2 separate regions of the Homo sapiens genome follow, and region 2 is linked to region 1. Evidence: chromatin contacts called from ENCODE Hi-C or POLR2A ChIA-PET data. All regions are on one chromosome and are shown on one strand. Each heading gives the region's core, a stretch centred on a gene start or an enhancer-like site at or near the end of the contact. The rest is flanking DNA. Distances are from core to core; before and after follow the strand shown. Region 1 overlaps FBXW2 (F-box and WD repeat domain containing 2). Region 2 overlaps CNTRL (centriolin).

Region 1 (7,035 bases), core at 1,330-3,829:
GGTGCGTTCAGTCATTATATAATATTGGCATGGAAGGGAAAGGTGGTGTTTGATCAAAGTTTTTTTTTTTTTTTTTGAGACAGGGTCTCACTGTGTTGCCCACACTGGAGTACAGGGGCGTGATCTCGGCTCACTGCATCCTCCACCTCCCAGGTTCAAGTGATTCTCCTGCTTCAGCCTCACAAGTAGCTGGGACTACAGACGGCTGCCACTGCACCTGGCTAATTTTTGTATTTTTAGTAGAGACGAGGTTTCACCATGTTGGCCAGGCTGGTCTCGAACTACTGACCTCAGATGATCTGCCCACCTCGGCCTCCCAAAGTGCTGGGATTACAGGCGTGAGCCACCGCACCCGGCCTGATGAAAGTTTATAAAAGTACAAAACATCTATCCAGGCTAGAAAGGATCTTACAGATAACATTTAACTAAACAATCTATTTTTAAGCTGTGAAAACCAAAGCTCAGGCAGAGTAAATGCTTTGGCTAAGGATTCACAATTTGTCAGTTACCAGTGAGAACTAGAAGGCAAGAGTTAACTCTTACCACTAGGTAAAAAGATGTATTCATCAACTCCTAGAATACTGGAACACCCTGAAGCCCAGAAGAAACCTGAAAGCCAAGTGACTAAAGTGCTACTCTACTCAGCAGGCAGCAAACAAATGGGTTTCTCTCTAAAAACAGTAAAGGCTGAAAATATTTAAAGTTTCCCAAATAACTTAGAAACATTTATTAATAATAGATTCATAAAAAGTTATTATGAAAAAAACTAGGGAAGAAACAACTAGGGGAAGCAGAGAAAAGTAGGGAGTTGGGAGGACAGCCCTAACTTTCTCAGAGGCAGTTTCCAAGACATCAATGACAAAGGCTAGGAGACACCTAGCTAAACAGCAGCACAAAGGAAAACAAAAAACAACTTAGCTTCTGTTGTCTGCGCCCTTAGTGAAGCAAAAGATTAACAAGAAAAGCTGATGTCCTCTTTGGAGGAACTAAGAGCTGAGCTACCAGACAAGCAGTAGACAAATACTGCTCTGTGACATATGGTGGGGCTCCTGTGGGAGGAGAGTTTAGCCTAGGTTTTAAGGACACCACCAAACTAGTATAGGTTCAAGAGAGCAACCAGAATGGGAGGACCTGGAGACCAGGACAAGGAAGAACAGCTGAAGGCTATCAGCTGAGATGGGGAAGGAAAGAGTTGGCAGGCATAGGGTAACTGTATATGAGGATCACTTCTGAATAGTGAAAGATGTGTAAGAGACAGCCCAGACATTATAAGCTTTAGAAGACAGAACTAGGATCAGAGGCAAAGAGTTACAAAGGAGCCAATTTCAGTCTCATATCAGGAAGGATGGGGGACATTCAATATTTATCAAGCATTTACATGTGCAAGGCACCGAACTTCATAATTAACATGTTATCTTTTTTAATTATTTTTATTTATTTATTTATTGAGATGGAGTCTCGCTCTGTCACCAGGCTGGAGTGCAGTGGCGTGATCTCGGCTCACTGCAACTTCCACCTCCCGGATTCAAGCGATTCTCGTGCCTCAGCCTCCCGAGTAGCTGGGATTACAGATGCCCGCCACCACGCCCAGCTAATTTTTGTATTTTTAGTAGAGATGAGGTTTTACCATGTTGGCGAGATGGTCTCGATCTCAACCTTGTGTTCCACCCGCCTCAGCCTCCCAAAGTGCTGGGATTACAGGCGTGAGCCACTGCACCCAGCGTGTTATCTCAATCCTCATAATGCAGTTAGGTAGAGGTATTCTCTCCACTATATCAGTAAACAAGACTAAAACATCTTGCCATGAGTCATACAGCTAACATAATGCAGGCCTAGCAAATGTTTTCTGAGTATCATAGGTGCTGAGTGCTGGCTGGGCCCCTGAAGAGAGATAAGCAAGATAGTCTTTGCCCCTTAGAAGGGGAGGGCATAGCATATAACTGCCAGAGTATGTGAGAACATGCTCAGCACAAACACTCCAATGGATATAACAGGAGTATCAAGGAGTGAGCAAATCTTTCTGTCTTTTATAGCTGGACCTGGAAGAATATTTTTTCTCTTTCTTGAAGAAGAAATGCAACTGGGCAATATAGATAGAATACGGAAAGCCTGTCTAAATTTTACAAATTCTCTCTCATGGGCATGTGTTTCTCTTATAATTAATATCTGAAAAAAAAATCTATGATACTAAGAATATCAACAAGACATCACTTCTATGAAACTAAGAAAATAGTTAACAGGTGCTGGCCCCTGCTTGAAAAGCAGAGAGTAAGCTCACCTTCCCAGACTGAAAATGGAAGAAACTTCTGCTAAAAGAGGTAGACATTTAGATTAGATGACATGTTTGAGAACATCCAAAATCAATCACTGAACACTCCCTATGGTGTCAGCCTTTATAAACAGGTTTACAAGATGGAGTCTGATCCCAGGGAAAGCAGTAAGTTCAGATTAACTTCAAGTAAAGGGGAATCAGAGGTCCCAATATGTGTGTTCCAAATGAGTTATAACTGATAACTCATCCATCATTTTCTACTTAGATGACTCATATTCATTCACTCAACAAATATTTACTAAGAGCCTAAAGTGAGCTAGCCAATGTTGGTACCAGGATTTCGGCAGTGAATAAGACAAAGTTCCTCACACTCAAACTATCCAATACTGAATTTCCTAGTCAAACCTGTTTTTTCTATTTCTTTACTTGCTCATTCACCCAGGTGCTCAAGCTAGGAAACGTGGCAACCATCCAATTCTCCTCCTCCTCCTCATTCAAATCACAAATTCGATCACCAAGCTCTATTGATTTTATGCCCTAAATTTTTCTCTAATTTGTTCACTAATATATGCACTACCACAGCTCTAGTCCAAGACACCATCTTTTGCCTGCACTATTGCCAACAGCTTTCTACTGACCTCCCCACATCTACTTAGTCCCTTTGAATCAGTTAACCTCACATACAACCTGATGTTATCACCTTGTTTCAACTTCTAAACTCTTTGATGGCTCCTTATTGTGCCCCCATCTTTAGCCATGCTGATGCATTTAAGGAATTTCCTTCAATTTCTCAAATGTACCTGAGGCTCCTTTAACCTCAGGGCCTTCGAACGGACTAGTGTCTCAGTCTAAAATTCCTCACTGTACACCCACTCCTGGTACTTAGTTAAGGCATTTATACTCACCCTTTAGAGCTCAGCCCAAATGTCTCCTCTTAGAAGCCTTCCCTTACTCCACAAACTAGGCAGGGCCTCAAAGTACTCTGTACTAGGCTAGGCTCCTCTTAACCCAACCATTAAACAACCTGTTTGCAATTAGCTGTTTAACATCAGTCTTCCCCATCCTGCTGATCGGTAATTTCCCTGAGTTTGGTAAGTACTTCTGCTGTTTCCCAATGCATACCACAATGCCTGACACAAAGGTGGGTGCTCAATGAATATCTAAAGAATAAAGTAGTGGTGAAATAAACAAAGGCAAGTGCAAATTCCTACAAAAGAGATCTAAAGGAGGCTAGGAAGCCGGGTGCGGTGGCTCATGCCTATAATCCCAGCACTTTGGGAGGCGGGTGGATCACTTGAGGTCAGGAGTTTGAGACCAGCCTGGCCAACAGGATGAAACCCCATCGCTACTAAAAATACACAAAATTAGCTGGGCATCATGGCAGGTGCCTTTAATTCCAGCTACTCGGGAGGCTGAGGCAGGAGAATCGCTTGAACCTGGGAGGCAGAGGTTGCAGTGAGCCGAGATCACACCACTGCACTAGAGCCTGGGTGACAGAGTGAGACTCTGTCTCAAAAAAACATAAAATAAAAACGAAAAAAAAAGAGGCTAGGAAAAACAGCTAGAAAGTCTGGTAGGTCCCACATCATAACAGAACACAAAAAATAGGTGGCTACCGGGTTAGGGCTCAAGATCTGTGAAGATGAGCTGATTCCAAAGACTGAAACACAAATATGTTGCAGAATAGAGCACAGGTCTTGACAGGTTTGTGGCTTTCACTTTGATCACTTTAGAAATGGAACCAGACATCCCTGCTGTGCAGAGTCTGGGTCCTTGAACCTAAGTAACCTTACATGCTGTAGAGATAACCTAACTCAAGCAATCACATCATATCTCAGACTTATTGAGTAACATGCTGTTATTTGTGCTTTGCTTCTTTTCAATTAGCTTCAAAGCTAAGTAGCCCTACCTGGTCCTAGCAACTGAAGCCAGAGGATTTGTAGTAGGTTTCAACAGAGGTTGGTTTATCTGTGTTTGGGAGGAAAAAAGCAGACACAAGACAGACTCTTTTCGGAGAAAAAATCTGAACCTGGCAACTCCTACCCGCAAACAATCTTACAGGTTTATTATTTAAAACTATTATTCAAACACTAAAAACTAGCAACTTTCATCTAGGACTCTAGAGTCTCTATATGCCACTCTGAGTCACAAGCATACATGAGAAAGCAGATGTGGGACCAAATTAAACCCTTTAGAGATGCTAAGCATTAAAACAACTATGACATCTCTAGCCCACCTTGCCTTTGCACCTTCCCACCTAAAATTTTAATTCAAAACAAAAACAATATTGAACTATAAAAGATGTGATTTTCCCATGGTGATTACTTGAATATTTTGCTTTACAAAATATCAGATTCTTTCAAAACTTTATTTTCCCCTGTTTTTGGTGTCCCTGGCTTTCTAGTACCATAAGTATATACCTATTGGATAATCCAGCCATGCATGAATGGACGAATGTTGGAATACAGTGAGAGGTGGAATGCTGGGCAAGGCCCCTACCCTGTCTCAGCTTCAGTTTCCCTACCTACAAGAGGAAAAGCTTAAACAGATGTTTTCTAGGAAAGGTTTCAGTCTTTTTTCTCAAAGCATAAATATCAATCATTTCTATAACTGATTCTGACAGCTCTGAAACCTAACTGGTTAGAAATGTTGGTCTGATTCCAGGAAGACATAAATGGGGTTGTAACTTTGTGATCAGAGAGATGTGGCCCACCAAAGTTTTGTGGTTATTGTGATCAGATCCACACGAGCTGACCTCAAATAGTCATGCATAAAAACAATGAAGAGGCCGGGTGCGGTGGCTCACGCATGTAATCCCAGCACTTTGGGAGGCCGAGGCGGGTGGATCACGAGGTCAGGAGATTGAGTCCATCCTGCCTAGCACAGTGAAACCCCGTCTCTACTAAAAATACAAAAAATTAGCCGGGCATGGTGGCGGGCGCCTGTAGTCCCAGCTACTCGGGAGGCTGGGACAGGAGAATGGTGTGAACCCTGGAGGCGGAGCCTGCAGTGAGCAGAGATTGTGCCACTGCACTCCAGCCTGGGCGACAGAGCGAGACTCCATCTCAAAAAAAAAAAAAAAAACAATGAAGAGAATGTTCAATTTTCTGTACTCCTCCAAGTCCTGAACCATGCTATGGGACGCTAACTTTTTGAGTTGTTATTAATAAGTGTGTGCACAACAGGTGTGAAGTACAGTAGGTTCAACAAATTCAAACAGGTTTCTTTACATGGGTCCTCTCAGACTTATTATTAATAAAGATCTGCCAGGTGGTATACTAGGTCCTCATCACAAGCATTTCATTTAATAGTCACTTTATAGATGATGAAATTGAGCTACAGAGGAGTTAAGAAACTTATACTAAATCACACAGCCCATTAGAGATGGCACCACATCTTAAACCAAGGTTTGTCTATCACCAAAGTTCTCTTAATGACCACATGGCACTGGCTTCCATCAGCCCCAAATATGCTAACAGATACTGTCCTTCTCCAAGAAGAGCCTATGGTATGCAGTGAATCACAAAATTATTTGTCTATGGACTGCTGCTTATTTACTTCTTTGGAGGGAAACCCTGCAAATTTTATTTTTCTCTAAGTCTCTGTCTTTCTACTAGTCAACAGAAGGTCACTTGATCCCTAGATACCACTAAAGTTTACCAAGTTTGTAAAACAATGCAGAATTTCAACAGAATATGAAATAGGACTTAAAATATTAGAACTTATGGAGATCTGAAAGATCTTTTCATCCATGCCCCTCATTTTCCAGAAAAGCATGTTAAATCTGAAAGAAGTGGCTCATGACTCACAGTCAGGCAGCGGACGTTCCAGTACGTAACTCTTTTTCATTTGCTTACTTCCTCTAAAATATTTTTCCTGTCTGAGATGTTCAGTATATATAACCCTGTTTACAAGTGATACAGTATACATTTCCTAAAAGCCAGCTACTGACTGGTACATCCAAACATTTAGTCTTGTCTTTACTACTGAACTGCAGCAGGCTTTCAAAGGTAAAGCGTGAGGTCGAAGGAAACATTACCTGAGAATATCATAACTGGCAAAGTCCCACTGGTAGAGACCAAGTGCTGAACTACAGACAATGTATTTGCCATCAAAATGAAGTCTTGGCTGCAGGCAGATACTTCTATCCTCAGAGACAGACAATGTCTTTAAGCACTTACAGTTGATTTCTCTCCCAATTGGCCAAATCTACAGAAAAAAGAAAATGAGGAAAGATGAGAGATCACATCACTACAGAAAAGCTTGTCCTTAAAATGGTCTGCATTTGTGAAGTCAGATAGAAAGTGAAGTATACTGGAAAGACCCCAGGTTTTATAGCCAAGAATCACAGGTTCAAGTCTTAATTCTCCTGTGCAATCTTGGGTAAATTATTTAATCTCTCTTAACTCCAGCTCCTGCAATGAAGATAATGCCTATCACACGGGACAGTATAAAAGATCCAATAATGGGCCAGGCACGGTGGCTCGCGCCTGTAATCCCAGCACTTTGGGAGGCCTAGGCAGGTGGATCACCTGAGGTCAGGAGTTCAAGACCAGCCTGGCCAACATGGTGAAACCCTGTCTCTACTAAAAATACAAAAATTAGCCAGGCGTGATAGCACACGCCTGTAATCCCAGCTACTTGGGAGGCTGAAGCACGAGCATCACTTGAACCTGGGAGGCAGAGGTTGCAGTAAGCAAAGATTCTACCACTGCACTCCAGCCTGGGTGACAGAGTGAGACCCTGTCTCAGAAAAAAAAAAA
Region 2 (6,594 bases), core at 1,238-3,737, 410 kb after region 1:
ACAGCTAATTAGCAGCAGGGCCATTAGCAGCAGGGCCATCTGAATATGATTATCTTAACACCATCTGTGGTGGACCCAGTCAGGTAAAGGCCAAAATCATCATGGGCCTTAGGGCAGGGTTCGAGGAGGAGTGTGAGAGGCACTGGGCATTGAATAGGGAAGCTTTGGGGATGAGACAGCCCAGAGTAGTGAGAGAAGAGTAGAGTGCACAAGGGCTTAAAAGCCAGCTTCAATTACCAGCTCAAGGTGGCAGCCAGAGTTATTTAGTTGCTTTAAAGGCAACCAACGCACAGTGGGTAGGGGCGAGATTGGTAGAATTATTTAGAAGTCTGGGGTTGTAATCCAGGCCTATATGGGATAAAAGCCTGAACTAGTTAAAAGTTAGGGGGCTGGCTTCTGAGCGTAACATTTTATTTCCCTTTTTTTCTGGTAAGAACAGATACTACACTTGATCTTAGTCAAAAGGCTGAGAGCTCCTTCCAGCAAGTTCTGCAAGGTCCATCAGAACCACTAGACAGTTACTGACACTGATGCCATCCCTGCTCACAGGATAGATGTTACAGATTTTTTTTTAAACTAGAACTTTTAATTGGAGGATCTTGAATTTTAGCAGTTTTAAGAATAACCGTTTAATTTTTTCTCTCAGAATTTTGTACACTGGTTCATCTTAAAACATTTTTCCAAAGAGGTACTCAAATATGTCATTTACCTATAAGCCATCATGCCATCACTTAGTTAAGACTGTTTTTACTGTTTCAAGAATTTGATTTATCCTTCCTTTTGTCTTACTGTAGGAAAAGAATGCCTCAGCCAGATGAGGAATACTGTCTTGTGTAAATATATTCAAGGAAAACACCTCCACTACCTCACTGACTTCATAATTGGAATGTCACATGGTTTTTTTAATCAAGATGCAGTGAACTGAGATTCTGAAACTCCACTGTAGTTTACTTTGCCTGTACCATTAATGCCAATGTTTTTATAAATCACTTGTACATAGTACATATGGGAATAGTTGCATATGGGAATTTAAACCAACATGTGGCTGAGCCTTTTTTTTTTTAATCTTCGTAACATGTTTAAAAAAAAACAGTGATTTTAACTGCATATTTGAACCTACAAACTGGTAAATCTTATTAACAAAAAGAATGTACTTAAGGCCCTCTTTATTTATAGTGTCGAGTTATTTTTGAATTTTGCTTAAAATCTATTTTTCATATGAAAATAAAAGATAACAATCAACTTGGGTCTGTCCTCTGACTTTACACTTCACAGGTCATTCTATGGAAAAGCCGTCAAATTTTTACCTTATTCCAAGTAAGTAATCTTTCAGGTGGTTTTCTTTTACCTGGAGGCTGAAGTACATTATACTTATCAATGAAGATTTCATCATTTGGAAATACATCAATTATAAAACTATTATGCTTCAGATGCCTTTCCTTAGCCAACATATTCTTTGGTGGAAAATCAGGAAAACTTTGTACCTTGGAGAATGTGACCCAGTGATAAATTCAAATTGTGTTGCCTTTCAGATTTTGAACTACCATAATTAACAGCTCAACTCCATGATGTATACATTTCTTTAAAAACTAGAATAGCAACTGCTCTCACAGTCTGGCATAATTATTCCCAAGGGGGAAATATGTAATAAGAAGTTTTAAAATATTCTCGGGAACTCTTTTCTAGATCACTACTAGACAGCTTTTGAGTCACAACAGGTATGTTACCCTGTTACTAATAATACAGAGCAGCACAGTGCAGTCATCCCTCACCACCAAGGTTTTTATTCCAAAACAGTTATTTGGCTAGACGTGAACCGTTAAGATACGGGATCAATGGAGTTACAATAAAGACAATGAAAGTGACAATTTATTAATACACAGTAAGTTCTAGAAGGCATCTTTCAAAACAAAACTTGATTTCTTTTGTATTTACATTTTTTGTTTCAAGTCTTAGCAAAATGCTAAAAGGCCTGGCCTAGTCACAATTACTGACATCCTTCTGGGACACAATTTTCTGGGCCTGTGTTGAATGAGGATAAATTATCTTTTCTCTAAAATGCCACATGAACCCTCTCTATATTCCCACATGAAGAGGAATGGAAGGTAATTATTTGGTCTTTTCTTCTGTTTAGGGGAATGAACTGAACCACTCATTTTTTTAAAATCACACTTAAAAGACACATGGGCAAAAAAGTTCCCCAAAACTACTGTCTTACCGAATTTGAGAAGGGAGGTAATGTATGAAGCTTAACAGCTGGCTTCAAAAGACACCTTTCCAAAGAAATTGTACTACCTCTATTAACGTGTAAACCACCAACCAAAAAAAAATAATAAGTTACTCCATCAAACACGTTATTATCCATAAAAAAGACTTCAACATTGTACTGGAAGATCTATTTAAGCATAAATAGTACTAAGCACCAATTACTAATCTGAAGGCCTCCTCACAGGTCCAAGGGCAATGAGCAACCTCAAGAGGCAGGTGACTGCACAAGCAGTAAGCTATGGATTAAAAATTAAAAGGATTTCACATTCTTTCCAAAGTGTACTGCCCGGTGTCTGGCACACGCATGTTACAATATGACAATCTGCTCTATTTGTGAGCACCTGAGTGTATTACAGGGGATTACACATGCATATGATAGAATCTGGCTCCCGGTACAGTCAAAGGAGAACAGCATCAGCCACCAAATGTGCTGATCTTACACTGAAAAGGGTTGACTGAAAACATTTCAAGGGTAATGTAAACACAAGAATAAAGCTGTGGGTCTATTACTTAGTGATGTGGTTTTATATGCTACATACGTAGACCTCTCTTTATACAATGAATATGGACAGTGCTGCAATAAAAACTGATGACACGTCAAATTGTTCACCTGAAGAAAAACCCTATTATAGTTCAGAAAATAATGCAACCAATTTTAATTTAATCTAGATACAGGTACTTTATTTACAAATATTTAGATTAATAGCATTTTGTTACATCAAATGAAGAGTACAGCAGTCTGAATAAATCCTTCAGTCACAAAAACAATAAAACCCACTGTAACTAACTTTGGGAGTCAGGGTATTGCACCTCAACAAGCCGCAGTCTTTAGTTTGTGATTGCTACCTTATATCCCAATGGGTGGTTTGTTTGTTTTGTTTTTGTAAATATACACACACACCAGCAGGTCATGGTCCCTGGGTGAGTCCCTTGTGATGCAACAGTGTAAGCAAAATGGATCACTGTAAGTCTTTAACAGAATATACCAATCTACTCCAGAAATCTTATTTTTTAAAAAGTTAAACAAAGACAAAAATAAAAATGAATCCACAAATTAACCAAAGCCTACTTTCTGCACATTCCAGTTTTGGCTTTTATTTAACATTGACTATACAATACTCTGGTACTACCACATGTTTACAACCCAGAAAGATGTACTTTTATGTTAGTGTCTGTAAAGAGGGATTTAAAATGTGTATTTTAAACACAGCAGTTGAGCTGAGTGCATTTTCTATAGTACGCTGAGGTGTTACCTATTCTATTTCAAATAAATTCTCAATTCCCAGCCACTGAATCATAAATGCAATAAAAAAAATCAACAGAAATGAAGAACTTAATAAAACATGTTGTCCAAAAAAATAAGATTGTTTCTCTTGCTATACAGTATTAATTCAGTGGCCAAACCACCTGGTGCAAAGTAATAACTTACTTTGTATCAGCACAAGCGCTGAAACACCTTTAGAAACACTTTCCCTTTTACAAAACAATTTATGCCAACATGACATAAAACAGCCCCTCACACTGTGAACACAGGGATATCTTAAGTTATTTCACTGTAGGGTTAAAAATGCACAATTTAAAATCCCTTAACAGCAGACCTGTGGTTCTGACTGTCCAGTTCAGAATCTGACCATTCCAAGAAGATAAAGGTATAAAAGCTTAAAATGTGCAATAGTAAACCCAGCCTTTTTTCTTTTTCTATACAGTAAGGCAAGAATGCAGCCTGTAATGCAAAAACGTTTACAAAAAGAGAAAAGCAGGTTAGCACATTGTCGATTGCACAAGAACAGTTAAGAAAATCAGCAGGTAAGCAACAGTGCAAAGATGGAACAGAATCTGCTAGTGTTAATCCTCTGATGCTAGGAGCTCTTTCCAGCATAATGTCCCCAAACACTGCCAGCACCAAGGGGTGGAGCCAGTACTACTTGTGAACTGCAGTTGTGTCTATTTCTTTGTGTGAAATGGAAGGGAGTAACATGGTCACATATAGGTCATACTGTACAAACTGGTATTTTATACTGTTCCAATGCCAGTAATCAATTTATTTTCTTCATTAAAATAATATACACAGAATGTATTGTTAGTTCGATTCCTTCAAATTTTATACATATTTACTTTCTGTTAAAGAGAAAAGGATAAAATGGTATAAAAAAAGATAAAGCTATTAATTAAGCACGAGAGAGAAGATAAATGGATATTTTCCCTGTGTGAGGCTAAGACAGAAGCAAATCTCGTTAAGAAAAATGCCACCCACACAACAGGAAATTTATCCAAAACAAAACAAAAGCAGTTATAGAACCCCTTCTCTACCATCAGAAGTAATTTCACAGCAATAAACTTATTGGTTACAACAGACATACTTGAACAGTTAAGGATGGGAAGAAAGGCTTAAGATATCACCAAATTAAACCGTACAGTGAGACAAAGCCTTGCCAAAGGGAGGGTAAAAATCATGAAGTCCAGCATCAGTGCTCGGTTTAAATCATATATTGGTGACATACTTATCACGAGGACAAGGGGGAAAAAAAGTCTAGATTTACCATGCAGGAGAGATTTATTACTCTACTTGCCTTTGATAACCTGATTACATCTAGTTGTTTAGCAGTTTAGTATTGTGTTAAACTGTTTTTACAACAGAGTTTTTTCTTTTTTTTTAATTAAACCCAGTAAGATGTACAGAAGACAATGAGGCAGTAAAAAGTACTGCTTCCAACAGACAGAGGTGAAAGGTCAAATGAGGGGCCACAGCAAAGAGGTCACTAGCAGCCACAGCCTTCTCTCTGGGGTTGGGGTTCACTGGTTAGCCGGCCTCCCTGCGGGGCTGAAGGTTTGTGTTGTACACCAGACTCAGCAGCATTCAGATCCAAGCTTCCATCCTGAATGTTCTGATAGATTTTCTTGGCAGCCTCAAGGAAGGCATCTTCTACATTCTCTCCCCTAAGAGGCAATTGATAACTTTATTGGAGAACCACAGTTTTCTACAAAAGACAAGACACTGACCTTTTGCTAATCTTTAGTTAACTGCCATGATGTCTCCAACTTAACCACTGTCATCTAATAAGAGATTACCAGAACACTGAGCTAAGAGAACATGGAAAACTATTTTCCTTTTTTTTTTTTTTTTTTTTTTGAGACAGAGACTCACTCTGTCACCAGGCTGGAGTGCAGTGGCCCGATCTCAGCTCACTGCAACCTCCACCTCCCAAGTTCAAGCGATTCTCCTGCTTCAGCCTCCCGAGTAGCTGGGACTACAGGAGCACACCACCACGCCCAGCTAATTTTTGTATTTTTAGTAAAGACAGGGTTTCACCATGTTGGCCAGGGTGGTCTCGATCTCCTGACCTCGTGATCCGCCTGCCTTGGCTTCCCAAAGTGCTGGGATTACAGGTATGAGCCACCACACCCGGCCGGAAAACTACTTTCTATGGAAAGCATACATACATACGTGTACTGAAAGCCCTTTCTACAAACCCTATTTGGACAACTACATGTGTTATATGCAATCATTAAAATACTGTATGTTAATACACACCATGACAATTCAGATAGGTCATTTCTGTGATAACAGAGAGGATACTCCAAACAGAAATGAAATCTCTCTGAACATGCTGAAAAAAATTCCAAGAATAATATGGTCTGCTCAGCCAAGCATGAACTGAGCTGTTTTTAATCGGGTAATGGTGACATAATCATGCTTAGCCACGTTAACACCTCCATTCAGTTTTCTTTGGACTAATAGCACAGCTGAGACTAAACGAAAACAGGTTAGCCTCTCCTCACCACAAGAAATTTTTGGCCTAATAAATGAAGAACAATGATGGGTGTACCACAGTTCAATAGCAGACATGGAAGAACAATTAGAAAATGTTCACTATGCTTCTGAGTAGACACTATTCCCTTAAATCATGCTTTTTAATGTGATCAGAAGTATTACAGGAAGAACAGATTGACCAAGCTTGTCTGAGATGCCAAACTCAACCTCACTTGTGAAAAGTCAAACACTGTCATTTGGGAAAAGTCAAACACTTTTGAAATGTAAACAAAGTTTCATTTATTAACCTGGGTTACCAACAGGCATAATCAAGGTACAATCTTTTAAGTAACAAAAATTCATATTATTTTGAAATGTAAAAAAGGAAGCAAAGAGATGTTTGCTGTTCTTCCTGCAGTAAGCATTACACATTTATAGATAGTACTTTATATGTGTATATACATTATATACTTTTCATATATACGGTTCTACTTTGAGAAACTTGAATATAATTGAAATATCTGTATTTTGGTCACACTTACGTTTTTGCACTCGCTTCGAGGAACAATAAGCCT

The links. A loop is a pair of places that touch in the nucleus more often than their neighbours do. ChIA-PET counts read pairs that join two places held with the same protein, here RNA polymerase II (POLR2A). Pooled maps may share reads with other maps.
Region 2: a map of naive thymus-derived CD4-positive, alpha-beta T cell shows a loop between it and region 1 (2.1-fold over the local background). The contact joins two enhancer-like sites. A Hi-C loop is called at or near these places in 2 of 168 maps with a recorded cell type or tissue (left cardiac atrium and naive thymus-derived CD4-positive, alpha-beta T cell), 2 of 37 single-sample maps with no recorded cell type and 2 of 50 pooled maps. POLR2A ChIA-PET finds 5 or more read pairs at or near these places in 3 of 52 experiments (T-cell, activated CD4-positive, alpha-beta T cell and activated naive CD4-positive, alpha-beta T cell).

What each region holds. Positions count from the first base shown.
Region 1 is chr9:120,765,037-120,772,071 of GRCh38, forward strand. It overlaps FBXW2 (F-box and WD repeat domain containing 2), which reads right to left. Exons shown (of 8, transcript NM_012164.4): 7 at 6,312-6,481. Among named protein-coding and RNA genes, the nearest start is that of FBXW2, 25 kb to the right of the region's middle. RefSeq lists an enhancer at 3,030-3,698. Within about 2 kb of position 2,580, at least 2 of the 41 ENCODE cell types and tissues checked have a DNase peak (open chromatin) inside an H3K27ac peak, as active enhancers do.
Region 2 is chr9:121,176,369-121,182,962 of GRCh38, forward strand. It overlaps CNTRL (centriolin), which reads left to right. Exons shown (of 44, transcript NM_007018.6): 44 at 795-1,242. The coding sequence ends at 818. It overlaps RAB14 (RAB14, member RAS oncogene family), which reads right to left. Exons shown (of 8, transcript NM_016322.4): 7 at 6,562-6,592; 8 at 1,765-5,205. The coding sequence ends at 5,028. It also overlaps the pseudogene LOC124902357. Among named protein-coding and RNA genes, the nearest start is that of RAB14, 22 kb to the right of the region's middle. Within about 2 kb of position 2,488, at least 2 of the 41 ENCODE cell types and tissues checked have a DNase peak (open chromatin) inside an H3K27ac peak, as active enhancers do.